Regions from separate parts of the Homo sapiens genome. Here region 1 is linked to region 2. The links are chromatin loops, found by intact Hi-C in ENCODE. Cell type or tissue: MCF 10A. All regions are shown on one strand.

The links. A loop is a pair of places that touch in the nucleus more often than their neighbours do. Peaks named below come from ENCODE experiments on the same cell type or tissue, not always from the same donor. Only the 100,000 strongest peaks of a DNase experiment are listed, where the experiment ranks them.
Region 1: it touches region 2 in a loop (11-fold over the local background); 3 of 110 quality-filtered maps call a loop at or near these places.

What each region holds. Positions count from the first base shown.
Region 1 is chr3:110,317,974-110,320,473 of GRCh38, reverse strand. No RefSeq gene overlaps it. Among named protein-coding and RNA genes, the nearest start is that of MIR4445, 720 kb to the right of the region's middle. In MCF 10A, no CTCF peak of the experiment used is centred here; no DNase peak of the experiment used is centred here.
Region 2 is chr3:110,419,063-110,421,562 of GRCh38, reverse strand. No RefSeq gene overlaps it. Among named protein-coding and RNA genes, the nearest start is that of NECTIN3-AS1, 650 kb to the left of the region's middle. In MCF 10A, no CTCF peak of the experiment used is centred here; DNase peaks (open chromatin) are centred at 1,002 and 1,262.

The sequences.
Region 1 (2,500 bases), 100 kb after region 2:
TAAGCCTGATATTTTTAATGACCAAGGAGGGACTGTTTAGCATGCTTCCTCACGGTGTCAAGCCATGATTAAAACACTGATCTACTTGAAAAGATTGCTAGGTAAATAGTTCTTTGTCTGAAAAATAGAATCTATTTTAAGTCCTCAATTAGAGGTTTTGTTGTCACAATATAAAGGATCCAATCCACCTGTGAATGTTGTTTGCAAAGTTGTTGTCACCTGCAGGAATTGTAAGAAGTGTTTATTCACCCCAACAGGCGAGGTGGATTTAAGATCTGCCCTGATTAGGTGGAGCCTCAGTAAATAGCTAGAAATGCTGTGGCCATGGTGGTTGGTAAATGAGGAGTGCCATCAGTGCTTTCCATCCCTGTGACTGAGTAATGGGCTCATTAAAAATGATAATTTCAACTTTGAACTAATAATTGAACAATTTTAACTAATAATTCGAGCTTTATATCATTGTTCAAATGTGTTGTTAAAACCTGAAAACAAACAATAGTGATTCCACCCTTTACTCAAGAAATTTCTATCTGCTCAGCAAGAACATGATCCTCTGATAACAGCTCTGCCTTCATATCATTACTCTGTTGATGCGTAACAAATTTACCCTAATATGAACATTTTAAAACAACAAAACATTTTTATCTCACACAGTTTCTGAAGGCCAGGAATCTGGGAGCAGCATAGCTGGATGATTCTGAGTTTCCCCTGAACTTGTAATAAACTTGTTTCCTGGGGCACCACTCACCTGAAGAGATGACTGGGGATAGGGGGTCGGTTTCCAAACTCACTCCCATGGCCGTCGGCAGGAGACTACATTTCCTTGCCAATTGAGCCTCTTCTTTTGGCTGTTCCTGACTTGGCAGCTGGCTTCCAACAAAGTAGGAGAGGGATAGAGAGAAAAACTCATACTAGTACTTCCACTCATTACATTTATTAGAAGCAAATTACTAAGTCCAGCCCATAGGCAAACAGGAAAAACTTATATAAGGACATGATTACCAGGAGATAGTGACCCTTGGGGGCCATCTTGGGTGATGCTACCAGTCACCAATTTGCTGACTTTAACTTGAACAAAGCACTATGCCTCTTGGATCCTTTGGTTTCTCTTGTTACAATTTTAGAGATTTTACTATATAATGCTTTCTATATCTATCTGAGCTCTTAAAAGTGATAATACACTAAAGAATGATTAGATACTAGAGAACTTAGATAGAAACATCCTCAGTGAGTGGCAGAGTTTAACTTTATTATCTACAACCCAGTTTCCCAATGTGACTGTTAATATTTTTTTACATCTGAGACATCCTTCAAAGATATTTTATTACAATGATCACTAGCAACTGTAATTGTAATTAATTAGCATAGACTATTTTGGCATTCACTATTTAAGGATCATTTCTGAGATTTCCTCATCTTACCACTAAGGAAATTAATTAAGATCCAGAATGTTTCCTATGTTGTTTCCAGTCACAAGGCTAATTATTGAAGTTTATCTTTATAAAATATCTTATGCAATATGACTAGTTTTGCTAAAGAAACAAAATAAATAACATGTATTCAGAACTTACTATATATCTAGCACTCTTCTAAGTGCTTTTAATTCTCCTAACAATCCTAGCGAGGTAAAACCAAAATGATATGCTTTGATTACATATATATAACACACTGGCACAGTCAGGATTTGATACCACGCAGTCAGGCTCCAAACCATAGGCTCTCAACCTCTATTCTGCTTGCATAGAGGGGCGACAGAACTTACACATGATTCAAAACAAATTTGGGGAAAAGACCAGGATGAGGATGCCACTTACTTGTACAATCACATACCCTGGGAATTGTAATCATGGCAGGGGTTGTAGTGGTTCCACAATGGCTCGACACTTCTTTAAGCCTATTCACACTCAAAATCTTCAAGAAAATAAAGATAAAGAGGCTCAGTGCATGAAATCTAATTTAGCATTTTGAGTACATCAGACATGCTTAAACTCCAGGAAGTCCATGTGAACCCCAGTTTCTTAGTTTCATGTCAAACTCAGTAATTTTACGTTCCAAAAGCACCAGGTTTTCCTGTTGCTGTAGTGCCTGTTAAATATGATGATCTCATCTTTTGTCCACCCATGTTAGGAGGAAGCTGTGGGATAAAATGAAATGGTAGCTAGGTATGAGCTGACAAACACTATTCTCAGTAAATACCAATTATTTCTCTTGTTTTTGTTTTCAGAGTGAATCACATGCTAGAGATTCCCTGGAATAGCTTATGATGAGGTACACAGGATGACTAAAACTTCTCTTAAGGCTTTTTTCCAGTATTTGATCTATTTTGTTGCTATACTCAACAATTCACAGAAAATTCTGGGTATATTTGCTGGCTGCTTCCGTGAAAACAGCATGGAAAACATAGCTATTATCTAATGCTTTGAAGAAATAGCCATTTGAGTTAGAATTCAACACTGAACATTTTTGTCAATTTTGACATTTAAAACAAATTAATACAAGA
Region 2 (2,500 bases):
CTCCTTGAGTTTTTCTTCTGTTGATAGAACTGGTTTTATATCTATGTTTGTGATGGTTAATTTTATGTGTCAACTCAGCTGGGCCATGGTGCCCAGATATTTGATGAAGCATTATTATGGATGTTTTCTGTAAAGGTGTTTTTTAGATGAGATTAACATATAAGTCAGGGAACTTTTGAGTAAAGAAAAGAGCCCTCTGTAACATAAGTGGGCTTCATCCAATCAATTAAAGGCCTAAATAGAAAAAAAAGACTCAACCTCCACAACAAGAATAAATTCTGCCACAGACAGCCTTTGGACTCAAACTTCAACTCTTCCCTGAGTCTCCAGACCGGTGACCAACGTTACAAGATTTTGGATACACTGAGCCTCCATAATTGCATGAGCCAATTCTTTAAAATGAACCTCTGCTTATATATATACATTTAGATATTAACATATAAACACACACACTCATAGCCTGTGGATTCTGTTTCTCTGGAAAACTCTGGGTAATACAGATTTTGATGCTAGGAGTGCTTCTATCAGCAACTAAGTTTTTAGTGAGTATAGTTTTTTCTTTTTTTAATAATGAAAAGTACAGTTGACTCTTGAACAATGCGGTTGTTAGAGGCGCCAACCCCCATGCAATGAAAAACTCACATGTAGCATTTGACTCCTTTAACTTCTAACTAGTAATAGCCTACTGTTGACCAGAACCCTTATTGACAACATAGTCTATTAACACATATTTTATATATGTATTATATGCTTTTATATACGTATTATATACTTTCTTAGTAACATTGTTTTTCCTCTAGCTTATTTAATTGTGCAATTGAATTTGTACAACTGAATTTGTACAATTAAATAAGCTAGAGGAAAAACAATGTTACTAAGAAAATTACAGGGAAGAGAAAATATATTTGCTATTTATTATGTGGAAATGAATCATCATAAAGGTCTTCATCCTCATTGTGTTTACAGTGTGTAGGCTGAGGAGGAGTAAGAAGAGAAGAAATTGGTGTTGCTGTCTCAGATGTGGCAGACGCAGAAGAAAACTCATGTATAAGTGGACTCGTGCAATTCAGATGCATGTTGTTCAAAGGTCAACTGTATTTGCAATTGTGAGAAAAGCATAAACTCTGCTGTCAATTCTTGTATTTTGGAGGAAAACATGGTTTTGTTTTGCAAAAAAGTTATGAGTTTTATAATTTTCTTCCTTCCTCCCTCCCTCCCTTCCTTTCTTTCCTTTTTTTAAAATAATGATGCAATGATTACTCAGCTGGAATGCTGTGACTCAGAAGTGAAAAATTAGCAGATCCAATAAATAAAGGCAAAAATGGTACTTGAAATTCACAACACATAGTAATTCGCATGGGTGGTTAAATCTTAGAAAACCTAGTTAGGATAAAGTGTCTAAGATGCAGCTTTGAAAGTTTAGCTTACTGTCTTTATCACATTTGTGAATGGAATCATAATGCTTTATTTGCCAAGATTTTATTAGTTCTATAAATCTTTTTTTCAAGATGTATTGTGCCTTGTTCTTAAATATCTAGCTTAAGAAAAAAAAAGACATACATTTTTCTGTGCTTCTCAGGATTTCATACAATTTCTTTGTTAATTCATATATTTGAGAATGTTAGAGGCACAGTGTGAAATTGTTGTCTGTAATGATAATGGGTAACCACCAAAGATCCAACCATAAAAACATAATAGTGATGACGTTTCTCAACATTAATAGAAACAAAATTTCTTTATCTTAGAGATTTCAAGGTCTTATAAACCAAGGAATGCATTTCTCAGAGGAAAAGCAATAAAGTACAAATTCACCAAGTGACCAATTACGAATTTCTCACAGGGCAATAAACTTTCTTCATATTTCCTAATACTCAAGCAAGAGTCTGTTCTATGTATCAAAAGATACTAAGAAATGTTTATTAATGTGACTAGTTATTACAAAGAAAAATTCTTATTCCTGACATATTACATATGGAGAACTAAGTGGGTAGGCCAATTTGTATTTCAAAAGAATGGAGTTAGATAGACCTAAATGTAATGTTACTTTAAGGCAGATATTCTGCAGAATCAAATTAGGTTTAGTAGAGACATTAAAAAACATCTCACCATAGTGGACTTGTGTGTCCAACTCAAGGTATATTCCAACAATGCTCATCCCTTTACTTGAGTAGCTCAGTACTGAGACCTTAATTTTAATTTGCATGCTGTGTGACATTCCACCGGGTGGCAGGCTTAATTCTATGACCTCGTGATTCCCATGTCACTTTTGTTTTGTATGTTTCATGGTGACTTCCTTCTTTGACTTATCCTAGGCATGACAGCTCATGCCTGTTCAGTTCTATCTCATACATTTTTTCAAGGGTTTCTCAAAGTTCTTTTTTTTCTGTACTGAGCAATCTTTATGAAGGCAAATGTCATGTGAAGTGAAGCATTCAGGAAAATTTCTCTGTTTGTTATTTAACACTTATGAAAATGTCTCCTTCTCTGTCCACATACTTAA